Regions from separate parts of the Homo sapiens genome. Here regions 2 and 3 are each linked to region 1. The links are chromatin loops, found by intact Hi-C in ENCODE. Cell type or tissue: PC-3. All regions are shown on one strand. Links, peaks and the distances in the headings refer to the core of each region. The heading gives the core; the rest is flanking DNA. Region 1 has its middle 71 kb from the start of NARS2. Region 2 has its middle 52 kb from the start of TENM4. Region 3 overlaps TENM4 (teneurin transmembrane protein 4).

Evidence for each region. Hi-C counts contacts between places; a loop is a spot of excess contacts. Peaks named below come from ENCODE experiments on the same cell type or tissue, not always from the same donor. Only the 100,000 strongest peaks of a DNase experiment are listed, where the experiment ranks them.
Region 2: it touches region 1 in a loop (28-fold over the local background); 61 of 110 quality-filtered maps call a loop at or near these places.
Region 3: a loop joins it to region 1, with 11 times the contacts of the local background. A loop is called at or near these places in 17 of 110 quality-filtered maps.

What each region holds. Positions count from the first base shown.
Region 1 is chr11:78,643,055-78,649,121 of GRCh38, forward strand. No RefSeq gene overlaps it. Among named protein-coding and RNA genes, the nearest start is that of NARS2, 71 kb to the left of the region's middle. In PC-3, for the core only: CTCF peaks have their summits at 2,335 (motif pointing right), 2,553 and 3,729 (motif pointing right); DNase peaks (open chromatin) are centred at 2,367, 2,667, 2,817 and 3,747; H3K4me3 peaks cover 588 bases; H3K27ac peaks cover 1,509 bases.
Region 2 is chr11:79,490,277-79,496,343 of GRCh38, forward strand. No RefSeq gene overlaps it. Among named protein-coding and RNA genes, the nearest start is that of TENM4, 52 kb to the left of the region's middle. In PC-3, for the core only: a CTCF peak has its summit at 3,473 (motif pointing left); a DNase peak (open chromatin) is centred at 3,495.
Region 3 is chr11:78,795,715-78,801,781 of GRCh38, forward strand. All of the region lies in intron 15 of TENM4 (teneurin transmembrane protein 4), which reads right to left. Among named protein-coding and RNA genes, the nearest start is that of NARS2, 220 kb to the left of the region's middle. In PC-3, for the core only: CTCF peaks have their summits at 3,050 (motif pointing right) and 3,256; a DNase peak (open chromatin) is centred at 3,087; H3K27ac peaks cover 2,500 bases.

The sequences.
Region 1 (6,067 bases), core at 1,329-3,828:
CTCTTAGTTTTACTTCATTTGTGAATTCTTACTTTTACCTTCATTCCTAAAGGTTATTTTCACTGGACTTAGAATTCTGAGTTGACATTTGTTTTCTCTGAGCACTTTAGAATGTTCTGTCTTCTGGCTTTCATGGGTTTTGATGCAAAGTTCACAGTCACTTGAATCATTGTTTCCGTATAAGTAATGTGTTATTTTTTTCCGGACATTCTCTTTTTTTTTCTTTTGCTTTTAATTTCAGTAGTTTGGTTATAATGTCTAGGAATGAATTTCGTTGAATTTGTCTTGCTTGGAGTTTCCGGGGCTTCCTGAATCTGTAAGTTTATGTTTTTCTCCAAATTCGGAAAGTTTTCAGTTTTTATTTCTGTAAGCATGTTTTCTGCACTGCACTGTCTCTTCTCTTTCTCTGACTCAAATGGCACAATTAGACATTTTCATGTGGTCCCATACATCCCTGAGGCTGTATTCATTGTTTCCAGTCTTTTTTCCTCTGTGTTGTTTAAATTGGCTATTTTAAAATGTCTGTCTTCAAGCTGATTCATTCTTTTTCTGTCATCTCCATTCTGCCATATTGAGCCCATCCAGTGAATGTTTAAACTTTTGGTCATTGTGTTTTTTTAGTTGTCAGATTTTCATTTGGTTTTTCTTTATATATTTTATTTCTTTTCTGAGACTTCATACCTTTCATTTGTTTCAAGTATGTTCCTTCTCACTTTTGGAGCACTTTTATATTGCTGCTTTAGTCTTTCATAGATAAGGTCAACATATGTGTCATCTCAGTATTGGCTAAGATTTTCCTCATAGGCCAAGTGTCTTGACTACTTCAAATGTTATAACACTGGATCTTAATTCTATGGAGAGTTTTTTTTTTTTTTTTTTTTTGCAAGCATTTGACTAGATTGGGTTCAGAACATGTTTTGACCAACCTTCTATAGATTGTGGTTTCAATGTCTGCTTGGTTTTCCAAGACACTGTCAGGCTATTCAAATCTGTTCTGCATGTGTGCCACCCAATGGGCAGTCTGGGACCAGAGCCACGGACTCTTTTCTGAGTTCAGTTCTCAAAGTTTATGGCATACTGCGTAGGATCAGATCTATGCATGCGATGCTCAGGGATGAGTCTGGGCATTCACAAACGACTTTACCACTGTCTTGAGCTTCTCCATCATCACCATCTCCCTTGGTATTTTTCATTGCCCTGAGGCCCACATTTTAGGTTTTCCAGCCAGAAATCTCAGGCTTTATTTGCCTCTCTCTGACACACACTTGCTGCAGCTACTGCACCTGCATCTAGGACCAATTGGTGAAAGGACAGAGAGAAAATGTAGTGGAGGTTCACCCATACTCTTGACACCCCCGCTCCTCCAATCAGAGAGAAGCTTCCCCCATGTCTATGGGCCTCCGCTGTTAATGCTGCCACTCTCAGGGGGCCCCTTCCCACTCCTCGAGGTGAAATAGAGGTTTCTTTTGGATGCGCACCTCTGGACTTTCAACTACCTGAGTCAAGGCGTGGGGATACCAGAGTGGAAAAGGGAGGTGAATTCTGCCAGTTCAGTGGCCCTCCAAATTTTGTTCTTCTCCAATCTGGCTGCCACTATTTGCTTTTCGGCTCCACATAGCTGCTCTATGCAGCCTGTGCAGGTTCTCTAACTGCTCCACTTACTTGGATATTTTACTTATTTAAAGAAGAGTTCCAGTTAATGAAGGAATAATAGACTAAGAAGTCAGCATTTTTTTATTTAACGTCACCAAATCTTATCACTAGAAGTAGAATAATCAAACACTATGTGTCCCCCATTAGATGTAATAGAAAGTACCTATGAGTTAGTCTTGCTTAAAACAATTGAACCTGAATTTAATTAAGCCTTTAGTGCTACATGCCAGCTTCTAGGAATTATGAGGCCTGAGAACAAGTAAAGTGACACCATGAAGAACTAGCCGCTAAATCCAGGTTGTGAGATATCCTGGAGTACAAATAACCTTTTTCTTTAATAAATAAATAGCATTAAAAAGAAGGGAAAACTATTATAGAATGGAGAGACTTCAGAAACACAACACATAAAGGGGGGATAAGTAATAGTACTCACGAGATTCTTAAGATTCAATTAGAAGAGCAATGTGAAGTGCTTTTCACAGTGCCTGGCAAATGGTCAATGGAAATGATTACTACCTTGTGCCACCTCTCAGAGTCTCAGTCTCCTTTTGTTTGTAACACACTAGGAGATGACAGCCTCCCCCTGTCTTAACAGTTAAGGAATTCAGCCACCTTAGTCCTCCATCCCTCTGCACCTGGTCAAGAAGGTGGCCTTGGCAGTATCTGCTGCAGTGTGCACAGTTGGCCGGTAGATGGCAGCTCAGGCCAGTTTATCTGGAGCCTTGGACCCAGGAAGAGCTAGTTCTGTTTTTGCTGCAAGAGGCTAGGTCCTGCTTGACCACCCATCAGACAGTATTCACCTTCTCTTCCTAGGTAGGAGGGATAAAGCTAAAGGAAGAGAATCGGTGGAGCTTTTTAGATATAATAAGGGCTAGCAGTTTGCTGAGAATTCCTTATCTGCTGGGCAGAGAGGTATTCTTCAGACCCCATTAGACCAGGGCTTGGGCACTGCCTGGCCAGCTGTCCCCAAACTCTGTTTCTCATCCCGTGAGTCCCAGTGCCTGCTGCCTCATCCTGAATCACTGGTGTGCAGGTACAACCTGGCTTAGCTTCTCTTCCCACCAGACTGAGGGAATTAACACCTACACACTCATCCACACCTGGTGTAAGATGTCCTTGAGGGAAAGTTTGCAGAATGAGTAAATAAGTGAATGCCTTATGGATCTTCAGTTATATATCTCTCTTCCTAAGTAGACCAGTAAATTCCAGGACAGGGTGTACACATTTTCTTTTTGTCTCAGCCTAGGAGGGAGTCTGGGTAGTGATGAATCGTGCAAGCCTGGAACTAGGTTGCTCAGCTTCAACTCCCAGTTCCATCTGCTTGCTACCTCACATGCCCTTGGCAAGTGCCTGCCTCTCCGCCTGAAAATTGGATACTAACAGTACCTCTCTTGTTGTACTGTGGTGAGTAATAAATGAGCAAATGCATTCAAAGTGCCTAGGAAACTGCTTGACACATTGTAGGCACCCAGTACATGTTAATTGCCATCTGAAGCTTTCCTTGCAGTGGGAAAGATTTAATGAACTTACAAAAATGCATTCAAGGAAGAAGTGTAAAAGGCCTAGTGTGGTTGTCTGATAGAGGGAATGGCTCTCAAGAAATAGCTCCTTCTCCTCCTCCTTGTTCTGCTTGTTATTGCTGTTAGCATCATTGATTGTTTAAAGATGCCTAAGTTAAATCTCTCCAAGCCCCATGAGTCGTGAGTGCTGTTTTGTCCACCTTTTTCCAACCTCAGGCACAGCAGCAGCCTCTGTAGTTGTCTGTATGGTGCTGGGGGCACCACATTCAGAACTGAAGGATCCTCTTCACATTGGCCCAGGGAGCAGAGGGAAGGTAGGGACTGCTAGAGCTAATTTTCCTGCTTTTCCTTTCTGGTGTGAGAGTGTGAGGTGCTTTTAGGGCATCATCTGAGAGTCATTGCTGAACCTTGGGACTGTTGTACAGGTCGAAAGGGTTCTCCTATGGAGGTCGTCTGAACTCTAGGAAGTACAGGAGCAGGACAAGGGATGAGCATGATCTTACCTGATCTCACCCATGTTTTTCTGCCTATCAATTTGGAGGAATGGGAAAGTGTGACAGGTGGCCACTAGGTGGCGTTATCAATGTGAAGAAATCAGGGGTGTGTTAATACATCACCTGTCCTGTACAGTAGAGTGGAAGAGCAGATAAACGCCTAGCTGGAGAAAATAAAGCTTCTCATATAAATGCTTCCCAGCCATCTGGCAAGATTTTGGGTGGAAATGGAGACTAACCCAGGAGAATGTGCATGGTGTGTGCATGAATATTTAAGAAAACCAGAGGAGGAGGAGGAAAAGTCAAGTCTACCTGATTGGCCTCTGCCCACCTGTTCAGCCCTAACTCTTAAGGCCCCTCCCCTGGCTCCCCCACGATATGCCAAGCCACCCGCAGGACACATTGGTACCTTAACTCTACGACACCCTCCACCTGGAATGCTCTTCTTCATTTCTTTCTTTGAACAGTTAAGGGGTTGCCTTCCTCTAGAAGCCTCTCCTGATTTATCCTCCCCTAGGCAGAACAGGTTTGTAGTTTCTTTGTGCCCCACAGTCTTTACCTGTGCTCCAAGTCTTTGCCACTTAATGGACTTAGATGTTTACCACTGAGTGGGGGTTTCCTGGCTTGGAGCTGGTGGGAAGGTCTCGGCTGGTTCTATCCAGTCCTGACCCAACATGTATGGAAGGGCTTTCCTGCCCACAGCTTCCCCACCCATTTGGGGGGCTCCAGGGCTCATCCTCTGCCTCAGGTTCTTGAGAATGTCCTAGAATGCTGAAAGTTTGTTCACACTGGGTAAGCAGTGTGGACAGGGCTGCCTCCATAACTTGCACAGCCCAGTACAAAGTGAAAACACAGGACCTTGTTCAAAAATTAAGTGTTTCAAGATGGCAACAGCAGAGCATTAAACCAAGAGTGGGCCCTAAGCGCAGGACCCTGTGTGACTACACAGGTCGCACGCCTTTGGAGCCAGCCCTAAATTTGGAGTTGAGCGAAGTCTCAGGTGAGCCTTGTGCCTGTGGATGGGTGACTTTCTGGGCACTGGAAAGGTGGTTGTCCATCTTCAGATGTCAATGTATGAAGCCTGTCACATCAGAAACTCCCTCACTCCTGAGCTTTAAGATGTAAGATCGATAGCCTAGAACTTGGAGTTAGGTAAATCTGGACTGATGCTGATTCTATCATTTAATAGCACAAACCATCTCTGGGTCTTATAAAGCTCATCTGCAAAATGGAAGGTAATAATACCTACCATGAATTTTGTTGTAGGTTCAAATGAGATTAAATGTAGGAAGTACTGGGTCTGCAGCCCACACCTATCGTGTCTACTGAGCCACACTGCTTGTCCTCAAAAGCATCTGATTAGAGAGAACAGGGCAGATGTTGGGCCTAACAGTTGGGTGGCACTTGCTCAGTGAGGTGGGTCACCATGTGATGAAGCCCCAGTGAGCTCCTCCTGAGCTCTGTGGTCTCAGGCAGCATCAGCTGAGTCAGGCAAGAACTGATGGGGGGAACTAGGGAGACCTGGAGCAGCTCTCAGATAACAACATCACCATGGGGAGATCCATTTATCATTTATCTAACAAACCTGTGTACAAGGTTCCTGTGCCAGGTACCAGGGATACGGTGGTAAACCAAATAGGTGGGGTCCCCCCACCCCGCGTCAGCTTTAATGCACGTGATTATTGTGTCCTGTTCTCTTGGATGCATCCTTTGCTAGCCAATAAGCAACCAGCATTTACTAGGTGCCTACTGCGGCGTAGGATATGAGATTTCAGTAGATGCTGTGAGACTCCTTCAACCCTCTTGGATGGAAATGAATGAAGCCTGTGTGCTTTCATTCCCAGCAGCTAACACCTGGGAGTCTTTGTAGGCAGGCTGTCCTCAGGCTGCCAGAGCTCATTTTGCCTGAGTGCACGGAGAGCCAGAAGTGCCTGGGTAAAGACAGTCCCAGGAGCAGCCCTTAACTGATGACTGGCAGGTGCAGAGGTGTCAAAAGCCCAGCTGCCTGCCCCCAGGGGGAAAACTCCCAGGTGTGACTTGTTATGTTTCCACAACTCTCCTGCAGGACTTAGCCAAAATTATTCTCTTGGAACTTTGCTGGATTTTCACACCCTTGATCGGCCCTCCCTATTTCCTCTCCCTCATCTCTATTTGTGTACCCATTTTCCCTGGGACCACTTCCTAGTAACCTACTTTCAGACACATCCTTATCTCAGGATCTGTTTATGGGGAACTCCCTGACCCACAACAGAAAGAGGAGAAAAAAGGAGGTAGCAATTGTTCCTGGTCTTTGTGTTACTACAAACAGTGAAGCAATGGGCCAGGAGTCAGTCATTATGAATACTAAAGTACTACTTGGCAAATTATTTTTGCTATAAATTAGCATGCCTTCAGAATTGT
Region 2 (6,067 bases), core at 2,278-4,777, 850 kb after region 1:
TGAGGTCTAAATCTTAGCATTTTAGGAACTTGGGTAGAGGTTACATAGGTTTCCTTCAATATTTTCCCCAGGAGTTTCTATGTCCTTTATGCAAACAGGATTCTTGGCCTGCTCTGAGTTCCCCCAGGTGAAAATATCTTATGAAGCAACCAGCCACTCACACATTAGTATGATTTAATCATCTCTAAAGAGATAGCTCTCTGAAGCTAAGACTCTGCAAAGGAGTAGAGGTGGGAGGTGAAGAAAATAATGCTTTGTTCTTTTATCTCTGTACTATTAAGTCTTCTTTGTCTTTCAAGATCTCATTCAAGTGCCATTTCTTCTAAGAAGCCTTCATTAATCTCTCTAGTTAGACAGATTGCTTCCTTCTTGTTCCTTCAATAATACCTTTTTCTTTATGCTCTACACCAGTACTTCTTACAATCTCTTCCATACATTTACTTATTGGTGTGTTCATCTTATATTCCCCCTGGACTGGTAGTCCCCTTGAGGGCGGGGATACTTTTGATTTACTTTCTTACCCCTATGTGTTGTCTAGCTCAGAGAAGGTAAGGTTATCTTCTGATATCTTAAAATTCTGAAATTACTTGGAAGTGAGATGCAGGGTGTCTGTCCAGTTTTGCACAGGCTCCTCTAGCTCCTGCACCATTTCCCTACAGCAAAGTTTGGGCCACTCGGAAAGAAATCTTGAATCTCCTCTGTACTCTCATAGTCTTGGTGCAGAACCAGTGGTTCCCACCCACCGTTCTCTGCCTGCCAACCTGCTCTGGTTTCAGAAAACACAAGGTAGATTCCTAGCTAAGGAACTTTCTCACTTTGTTGTGACCTTGAGTAATGTATATCATCTTTCTCTGCAGTTTCTTCTTTTATAAAATAGGCATTATTCTTGCCTCTTATGACTGTTGTTCTGAGGACTGGATACAACACCTGCTGTATTTGACACAATACTTTGCACATAGTAACCTCAATAAATAGTAGCAATTTTTTTTTCAATAAAGAACAAAAATGTTTAAGACATTGCCTGGTATATAGTAGGGACTGTAAGAGCTGTGTGCAAGCATTTTAATTCTTATTTTAGGAAAGCAATAAAATGTAGTAAGAAGAGCAGGAGCTTTGGAATCTACTTGGGTTCAAACTCTTGCTCTGCTAGTTGCTTGTTGAGTTGTGTTGGGTAAATTGCTTAACTTTTCTAAGATCAGATTCCTCATCCCTAAAATGGGGGATAATTCTACCTTATAGAATTGTGGTGCTGATTAGAGAGAAAAAAGTATTTTAAGAGTTTTAGTGGATTGTATTTACCAAAGATGGCCACATTAATATCTCTCATCTGACATCCTCTTCTAGAACTTTGCTGTCCTCCCTCCCCATCAAGAGCTGGACTTGAATTTCTCTGTCCTTGAATCTCGGTGGGTTGGTAGGACACTTGTGATTAACACAATGCACTGGTTGTGATACTAGGTACCTTCCTAAGCTAGGCCATAAGATGCCATGTGGCTTCCATCTTGTTGCCACTTGCCTGTGGAGTCCTGAGTGGAAGAAATCCATTATGGGGTAGTGCATAGTAAAGACCAGATGAGACAAAATAAGAGCATTTATTATTAGAGCAATTATTAGAATTATTACCATCTCGCAGGGTATGTCTACATGGCCCCAATATGCAGGAGAACTCAGCCCCCCAGGCTTCTGCCCCACCCCCAATCTCTCAGTCCATGAAAATTTAGCTTGTGAGCCCCTCTCCACGCCTGCCACATGGTTCTGGGGGCACAGGAGACCGAGAGGATGTGGGAAGTGGTTCTGTTGGCCTCTTGAGTCACAAACTGTGGGGATGTTAGGGGACCCTTCTTACTTGTTTTGGTGCAGCTTTCTTCCCTACTGAGGACGCGGAGTGACCTTTTGTGTAAAATTGGCTGGCCTTGCCTGTGTGAGCACATCTCCTTAATCTCCTGTCCTCTGGCACTTTTACATATTGACTGGACAGAGGTCAGCTCCATGGGAAACATTCTTTGTTGCAGTTAAGCCAAACCCTTCAGGTCTTAGAATTGGTTTAAACCTGATTAACTCACAAGGAAAAGGGAAATGTACATTTTGGGACTGGAGAATAAGATATTTAAGCCACTCTTAATAAATGCTTTCCATCTTGCTACTTTCAAAGCCACGTGCTCTCTCTCTCTCTCTCTTTGAGTCTCTCTCACTTTTACTCCTTTAGCTTTCAAACTGGGTTTTTCTCTCTTCTCTTTTTCTCTCCTACCTCTTTTCACCTCCTCTCCATTATTTGCGCTTTCTTTCCTATTCTTCTCCAAATTCTACCCTCCCTGCCTTCTCTCATCCTTTGTCCGTCTCTCCGTGTTTCTCTCTGCTTTGCTCTTCCCAACTTTGATATCTGTCACTTTCAGCAACTTTGTTTCTGAAGGGGTGACACATGCAGCTGTCATTGAAGATGACAGTATCGTCACCAAACAGTTACAGAGGGAGGATGGAATTCTGGAACTTCTGCAGTTAGCTTTGCTTATATTCTGAGCAGTCTTGGTGGAGACAGTACCCAGCAATGTGTTTCAGGTCTAACGGGCCAGATCTCCGTCAACAGAGAGGCTGGTGGGAGCCAGACTGTGGGGTTGATGGTCCATTCACTAGGCTTACCGGGATGTCTCCCATGCTGTCCTCTGGAAGGACAGCTCAGGGCAGGCAGAGATCTGAGGGTGATTAAGCCTCTCTCTGAAGACTTTGGAAAAAGCCTTGGACTTGGGGTAAAGATCTCAGGCCCCCACCAGCTGTGTGATCTCAGGCCAATCGCTGTACCTCTGTGAGCCTGTTTCTAATCCATAAAATGGAATAATGATAGTCATCTTGCCTTCCTCAGGGAGCTATTATGAGGCTCACAGAGCTAATGAATGAGAAAGCATTTTGTAAAGTAGAAAGTGCTGTACGAATTTAAACCCTTTTTTATTATTGTTGTTATCATGATCAAAATTTTTATGTCTCACTAATGTTCATCTTACAACTCATCAGTATTAAGAAGAATACGCTCTAAGTGGAACAAAATCTTGTTTCTCCGTCGTGCATGAATGTATGGCATATTTGTGGGAAATAAATATTACTGTTTTGTGGGGCCTTTATCAAGTCCCCTGCTTCTGCCTCACCCCCATCCTGTTCACTTAAGCCTAGCCGACCCTCTCTGCAAGAGGGTGCTGGGAAAGCCAGGGTTGACCTTACAGGCATGGACAAGCTTGGCGGGATGTGCTCTCAAACCGGCACCTTGCATCCTTGCATCCTATCCCATTCCTGCATCTGCCCACTGTGGTGTAAGCCCGGTCCCGGTCTTTGCGCCTGAGACAGAGTAGCTTCTCTGAGGGCAACCCCAGTGTGCCCCAGGACTCAGGCAGCCACCTACCTTCTCAGGTAGTCCTTGGTGCCCCCTCTCCCCGCCTGGCTTCGGCCACCCTCTCCTTAGTCTCTTGGGCTCCCCCTTGTGGTAGGCTTTAGCCAAGCCCGCCTCCCTGACCCTCCAGCAGGTCCTGCAATCCAAGAACAAATAAGCCTGCCATCTAGGGAACTGTGGCTCCTGGAACCGCAGATTTCTCCATCCTTTCAGGCTGCTGAGACCACTGACCTCCGGTGCCTCCGGGAGGAGCAAAGGCAACTCTGGGGAGCTGTATCCACTTCACCACCTGCGCTTGGCTTGGAAATTTCATTGCTGTTAAAACCAGTCATGGTCATCTTATTCCAACCTGAGTCAGTATTCTTACCAATCTTCAAGCCTGCATCAGATATATGCTCCCAAGAGTTGAGGAGGGGCTTACAAAGGGTAACAGGAAAGAGGTGGCAAGTGCATTCAGTGGAGAGTTTGGTTCCACTCACCTCTTGGGCCTCATCCCCCGGGTCTGTGCCAACCCATCCAGCCTCACCCTGGATCTGTCCTGGTGCTCCTGGCTCCTGACACAGTGCACTGCCCATCCTTGCTCCTCCATAGGCCTTCCTCTCCCCTCTCTGAATCTTGGGGTGGCCTTCTACTTGGTCTCTCAGTCCCAACCCCATTTTGGCTCCCACAACTACTCCAAGAGAAGCTCTCATTGCATTTTACAGATGAGGAAACTGAGGTTTAGGATGTTAAATCACTTGTCCGAGGTCTGAGGGTTCTTGGGGTGGGGGGACCGGAAGCCGACCAGAGTGAAAGCTCATTCCATTACGATATGCTGCCTCCTCTGTGGTTTTAGAAAAATGATTAGGGCTTAGCCTTTGCCTTCAAGGAGCTCAGGGCCTAAAGGAACAGACAGAGTCACATAGACAAACGCTTGCTATCAGCTAAGGCACTAGTGCAATAAGGGAGACTACCCATAGCTCTCAAAATTCAGAAGAGCTATTTAGTTATTAATTTGGCCCAAAGAACTAGTGGTGGTGGTGGGTTGTGTGCGTATGTGTTAACACTTTCAGAAGAGGGGCTGTCATTAAGTGACATGGTCAGTATTTTCCCCAGAAGTCTGGAGAGCAAATATTAGTGTTTCATGCTGCCATTTCCCCAACCTTGCCCATGGCAGACACTGATGATATGTCTTCTCTAGTGAATCCAGATATGGCTTCAGCATCTTTGCCACAAAATGCCCAGATGATTATAGCTTTTGATTGAGGCTGGCAAGCAAAAGAGCATTTTTTGTTTGTTTTTTGTTTTTTGCTACTCTGCAATCTTAGATAAACACTTGTGCTTTCTACAAGAGAAAACAGGCTCAGAGAAGGAAATGACTCTTGTACATCACTGTGGAATAACAGCAGCAACAGCATCTCTGATTCCACCAGGATTTGCTTCTCTGAATGATTTTCTTATCTCTTGGACATTACTTAGTTCTTGCTAAACATTCGTTGAGTTCGATTCTGCGGCATGGATAGGAAATACTAACCTGCATTACCTCTCATTCTCACAACTACCTGTGAGGTAGTCATGATTATTGCCACTTTACAAAAGAGTAAACTGAGGCCCAGAAATGTAAATAGCTTGTTCAAGGTCACACGGCCAGGAAGCAGTGGAACCAATATTTGGTCTCAGGTCTTCCTCCAGAGTCTATTTATTTTTTAATTCTTCTAAATGTGTTACAAAATGTTCAAAAAATCTAAAAAGGTTTAAGATGAATACAGTGAATACCCTTGTCCCCACTCCCCAGTTAGAAACAAAACAAAGCCTGTTTCATTTTTGCAGAATACCATACTGCCCTTCATAACACATAATAAAATGAGATTTAATAATGTAATTGAGCCATGTTGAACATTTCTCACTGAAGCCTGCTTTTAGTGGCGTTTTAAAATGACTTTTCTTTATAAATTGAAATAATGTCTTTGGATATTTGAGAGATTGCAGCAAGGAAAGTCTGCTGTTCACAGACCTGGTCATTGGAGGAGTAATTTAATGCCATAGACGTAGATTTCTCATTTTACCTTTTATCAGTTCTAACAAGCCAGATGGTCATTGCAAACGGGTCCTCCAGCATCGCCCTTTTCTGCTTTGGCCACTCTCGGGGGACTTATTTGAATTTGGTTCCCTGTAACAATCTTTTTTTTTTTTCTTTTCTTTTTTAGAGACGGGGTCTTGCTGTGTTGCCCAAGTTGGTCTTGAACTTCTGGAGTTAAGTGATCCTTCTACCTCGGCCTCCCAAAGTGGTGGGATTATAGGCATGAGCCACCACGTCCAGCCCCTGCAATAATCTTATACCATTCATTTCTTTCCCTGCCACCATTTGCGTCACTCCCTAATAGTCATAACTCTATCTTCTCCAGTTTCCCCAGTTGGAATGAGCCTTTTCTTCATTATAGTCTTCCTCAGCACCCAATAACCCTAGTAAAGCATACATATGCCTTGTATTAGTTATTTGTGTAAGTAATTTCCCCATTAGACCCAGCCTTGCTCATCTATAATCGATGTAACAGTAATTATCATAACTGAAGACTTTACATTTTCTGAGTGCTTTTCCTAGTCATAATCTTATTTAGTTTGTACAATATCTGAGGTATGTATTTTTAAATCATATTCAATTATACAGATATGACCACAGCAACTCAGAAAGGTGAGGTGACTTGCCTAAAG
Region 3 (6,067 bases), core at 1,751-4,250, 150 kb after region 1:
CTCCCACAGACCAGATCTCCATATATTTTGTACAAATTAGCATTCTGAAAGTATGGCACCCACGCTGTCTCCCTGCCTCCCTCACTAAGTTGGACAGATGGCTTTCAGTCTCAGTGCAGGTTTCAGGAAGAAGCCAGAAGGGGAAGAAGGTACAGCAAAGGAACCTCTGACTTCCTTACAGTAATTAGTCTCCTTTAGACATTGAGGCCAAACCCAAGCTACTCTCCTGTGCTTTTCAACTTCCCTCCCTATCACCCGAGAGTCAGAGCTGCTTCAAGCCATGGCTCTGTTCCACGGATCGAGATGGCGGAAAGTTAATGAGCCTTGGAAACCACACGGCCTTTCACCTCATTCAAGGAGCTTGGAGAGCTTTCAAACCAAGCAGAAAAGTGGATTCCAGTATGTGGGTGCAGAGCAGGTCTCCACATCTATTCCCCCAGGACTAGATTTTCAAGTCTTTACAAAGCACCTACCACAGGAAGCAGTAAGCCACTGCTATTCCTCTTAATTGGAGAGTATCTGGCTTCCTGATTAGAGGAGTTCAAACCCAGCTTGGAGGAGGCCTCCAAATAGGAGCTGACTTTGCAGAAGGATAACAAGTCAGGAAAGAACTAGTGAGCAAGGAAGCCAAATAACGAGACTGGGATGTGTATTTTCGGCCAGGACTGGAACACAACCTGACCCCCACTAAAAGGGCCCAACTGGGTGAAATGAAGAGACAGCTGATGTTACACTCTCTTCCTAATGACCTCTGACCCTAATAACCTTTTGTAAAAGGCTCATTTCTCCACTCAGTCATAAGCTCATCTATCTAACTCTTTCCTGGACACTTCCACCTGGCTGTCCCCCAAGAACCTCCAACTGTATGCTGACAATAGAGTAGGTTTCTAAAACCAAACCTGACCTTGTCACACCTCCGCCTAAAACTTCTCAGTGGCTCCCAAAGACAGAAAAAACCTAAACTCCTTCAAGATTATTCATGCTGGCTTTCCTCATCTTTTCCCCCTCTCACTACTGCCACAAATATCCTAAAAGCTAAGCCACTTCAAGCTACTCATCTTTCCTAGAAAATGCCTTGATCTCCCATCTTTGTATATGTTGCAAATCTTTGACTTCTACAATTGGCTGTTGCAAGGTGCTTGCCTCTTCCTTTTATCACTACCTACTCATATCCAACCTCCACCACCACCTTGAATTCCACTTCCTCCAAGAAGCTTCCCTGACCATTGGTTGAGAGCAATTGTTCTTTTTCTGAAACCCTTGTAGTAATATTAGTACACCAAAGTCATGATCCAATTTACATGGTTCCTCTGGCAGTGTTACTAAATGAAGTGCTATCCAAAACCTGATACCTGATTTACTGGCAGTTTCAGCACAAACCTTGGTAATAGCCAATGGCAGAGTTGTGCAGAGGATAAACATGGGCTCTGAAGCCAGAGAAGCCTGGAAGTGAATCATTGTTTTCTCAGAGTGTCTTTGAGCAAGTCACGCAAGTTCTCTGGACCCTGGTTTCCTGGGAGTAACACCATCTGCAATGTCAGAGGTTAATGTATTTGCTGTTTGAATAAGTCATGAAGCACGTACATGAAGGAGCTCTGTAAAATATAAAATTTCCATTGAAAGAACAGTTTTTTTTTAAGATTACAAGTTATAATAACAGCAGTTTGATTCAGGAAGACAACTAGAGATTTTGTACAAGATATCAGCTTGGGCATCCAAATAGAAACTTCATTCTGAAGCCCAATTTCAGAAGGGCTTATATTTGCATACTGAAGAGATCCAATTCTGATAGAAAACGTTCCAGGGCTGTCAGGGGAAATTCTACTAAATTACAAATCTGCCAGCTCTTGGTTTATCAACCTTTAACTCTGGCAGTATTTAGCAGCATGCTTGTCTGGGCCCAATTTTCCAGTCTTTGATTAAATGTTAGGAACTGACCATCTCATTGTGTCTAAACCGCCACACTACCTCCCAGGCAACTGGGAGGCTCTTCCGTGCCGCCCTCTGACACTTCCCTTCCTCTCTATGCCACTGTCAATCTCCTGGATATTTATTATTCTGAACTTTGATTTCAGGCTATCACTTGCTGTTGGGAAGGGGTACAGGAAATGTCAAGTCTCAATGGATATTATTCCTCTGGAGAGATTCTAACCTTGAGTTTCCCCTCCTATAACATGCCTATACAGAAATAGCCTAACTTGATTGTTTCCTTTTGATGTTTAATTGGATGTTGGTGCTGTGCTTTCTGGACTGAGAAGCTAATGCTTCTCAGAGAAGGAACAATTCTAGCTACACAAATGAGACTTGTAACAGGGGAGAATGCTCAATGCTGAATCTAATTTTCTCTCCCATCCATGAACATAAGACAATTTCTCTGGCATTAAAGCATCTCACTCAGTCTTTCTGTCATTAATAAGAATTAAATTCTGTTCCCTCAAATTTAAATGTAATTATATTTTGCCTCGTAAATAAAATTGAATTTAGCTCTAGTGCAACTGCTATGTTTAGAGCTTTAATTATTTTAACCCGGTTGCTACTTTAAGCTTATTTTTGTTAAAGCATTGAGTTTATTTTGCTGTCGATTGTGACCTAATTTGATAACAGGGCTTTTCAGCGCCATATCCATCTAGTCGTTATTGTTATTATTTATGCTTTGTGATTCTCTTTCCCTTTGGGTAGGGGAGGAGATTAATAGAGAATAAACTGAAAGCTTAGAGGATCTGAGTGTGAATTCTGGAGGGTTCCACTGTGTTAAGGTAGAATCTAGGCCAGATTGAGTTGAGAGAGCCAAAGAAAGAGATCTGATGTGGAGTCTGAAAGGGCAACAGTCAATGTTCATTGACAATTATTTTAAGCCAAGATTTTCGGCACAGCATTCAGCGGGCTCCGAGGTTTGGATCCTGCCTACCTCTGGCCTTCTTTCCTGCCACCCACCCCTGCAGCTTCTATCTCCAGCTGGACTGAGCCGCGACTGTCCAGCTGATCATGCATGCTCTCTACTTGTGCACACGCTGTTCCCTTGGCCTGCACTGCCCTCTCCTCCTTGGCCACCAGGGGGCCTCCCTTCAGTCCCCTTTCAGGGTCTGGCTCACAGATCTCTGGCTGGTGACAACCTTCTCCATTTCCTCTCCCATCCCATTACTGGCCAAGTTCACTGCTTCTGCTTTTGTGCTCCCAAACCCTACTGTACACACAACAATCAGAGCTCTGCTCATGCTGAATAATTAGGCGTCTCATTTCCTGACCAGGCTGTGGGGCTGTCTGATCCTCGGTGCCTAAAACAGTGAATGCCCAGCACACAGGATAGGCCAGAAAGATTCAGTGAATGAATGCAGTGAATGTGTCAGCGTGGGAGCAGGTCTGGAGCTACTGTGGGGTGCTCTCTCTGAGGAGGTTGTGCTCTTCTCTGGAATGGACCTCAGGAAGCTTGTGATGCTGAGAGGAGGCTGACCCTAACTCCCTTGTGCTGTGGGCCACTGACCTAGTTGTTTGGGGTTAATGTGTCAGCTTTTATCTGACTCTTCATCTAGACAATGATCTAGATAATGACTCTTCATCTAGAGTCAATGACCAGTGTTGGGGCTGGGGAAAGGGGATGGTAGAGAGATTCAGAAACTGCAAGGAAACTGCGCCTCTGAGAGAGCAAGTGAGTTGTTTACGGTTACACAGATTCAGGTCCAGGCCTTCTGGCTCCAAACCTTCACTGTATAAACTGTCCTAAGAATTACACTTGTTAGAGTCTAAGGACTGTTTGGATAACTTAAATCTAATCATGCATTCTAAAACTATATAAAACTACTTCATTTATTGACTGCTTACTGAATGCAGCCACCATATACATGTGAAATCTGATTTGGAAAACAACCCTGCAAGGCAGGTGTCATTAGCCATAGTCTATGCTTAAGCTTAGTGTTGAAAATCTAGCCTGGTCCTACTCCAAATTTCATGCAATTCTTGCTGACTGCACGTGTTACCTCCAAACCTGTGCCACTGAATCTCTAAAACATCTCCACCTGTTATTCCACAAAACTCAATTGCAATCAAATGATAAGAATCATAAACCCGCAGCATGAGCATTTTACAGGCAAAATCTCTGCCATGTATTGCTTCTGTGAGCCAGCAACCCTAAGGAATAAAATATAGGGAGAGGGCCCTCTCAAATAAAAGTCATTTATGGGAGACAAGACTGGAGAGAGCTCATATAGCAGTGGAAATGAGGAATAAATTTATGAGGCTGAGGAGAGAGGCTATGGGGGTAAGGGTGGGGAAGGAAGACCTGAGGGAGAACCAACAGGGACAAATGATGAGTCTAAGGGATGGCTTTTGAAAGCGTACCATGGAAAATGCCACAGAGGCTAAAATCTTTAGAAGCCATTAAGCTCTGAAAGAAAGGTGAGCCTTTCCAATTCTAAGGACCATCTCAAAGAGATTAAATTCTTTCCCTTTTCTGAGACAGCTCTGAGCCAAGAGGGTGAAAAGCCAACTAAAGCACAAGGAAGGGGAGATGGGAGGAGTTGTTCTGCTCAGCAGTGCTGCTGAGTGTACCCACTTTATGCAAAAGTTGATGAGGCATTCAGCCCAGCAGGCCTGCTCCCTAGGGAAGATGGCTTGAAGGAGGTGAAATGATGCCAGCTCTTGTCCAGGAGGGCTTCTGGCTGGCTGGCACTGCGCATGAAACTAACATGATCTAGGTCTGGGAAGTGACAGACAAGGAGCACAGAGATTTGGTGTTAGCCCAGCACACTGTGTGGGGAGTGGGAGGGAAGGGGTTTATGAGGAGGTGGGGAGGAGGTGGAGTCCTGAGAGAAGGGATTAGGTTCGCTGTCGGGTAGTGTGCTGGGATCTTCCTGGACAGAGCTTTCGGCTGCAGCCCCTCTCTTCCCTGTGTTTCCAGGGGGCTCTTTTTCTTTCTTTGACTATTCACTGGTTAAGTCATTCATGCAATAATCACCAAGAACCTAATGTATGTTTGTCCCTATGCTAGGGATACTTATAGGCCCTGACCTCACAGAGTTCACAGGGGAGAGAGAGAGAGAGAGAGAGAGAGAGAGATTGATTAGAATACATCAGTCAATATAACATAGTGTTTAGGAGAGACCTTGGAGCCAGATGTGGTTTGAATCTGGACTCCGCCACTTATGAGTCGGGTGAGGGTTGGGGGAGAAAAGGGATGCCAGTATGTAATTTAATCTTTCTGAGCTTCAGTTTCCTTATCTGGAAATGGTAATACTAGTAATACTTCCTTCCCAGGGTTCTTATGAACCTTAGCTAAGATAAGGTTGTAAAGGACTTAGTTCAGTGCCTGGTACATGCTAAATACTAAGAAATGGATGGCTCTTTGTTACTCTATCCTGTGGCTTGTCAGAAAGAGAGATAAGAATGGCAACATGAACACCTCTTTGGATAGAAAGGGGGCATGAGGCAAGAGCTGAGGACTTGGGAACAAAGGGCCTGGATTTAATTCAAACTGCCTCAGGTAAGCTGAGTCACTTAGGGCCAGTCATTCCCCGCTTCCAACTCTTTTCTATCTGTTTAACAGCAACAGCAGTAGCCACCTCCCCCACCATCACTACCACCACCATGATCAGTATCATCCTCACAAGTGACTCAGGAAGTGAAGTCCCACTGGGGCCTATGTCCTGTGCTCTTCTGGGGCATAAGAATCTGTTGCAACAGTTATGTCGTGTGATTTATCAGGAAGGAAGACCACATGCATGAGGCTGGACTGAAAGAGGAATTTCTGAGACGAGACTGGAAGCCAAGTTGCCAGGAAGCCAGGGAACTGAGTAAACACTTGTATAAAATCTGACTTCACTGTTTCCACAAACCTAACCAAAGTGCTGAGGAACTTGTCAGCTCACATTTCAATACAGGGCTGGTTGTTGAGTGCAGGGCATGTTGATTTAAGCTGCTTTCATTAAATCCTGTTCTTGGTGCCAAACAGCAAGACACTCATCTCAGGGAATAGACAGTGTTCCCTCCTAGGAGGCAGCAGGCAGCAGGGGCCCATCTCTACCAACCCAAGAACCCAGAACCAATGCTGATGGTGCAAGGATCACTTGGGATT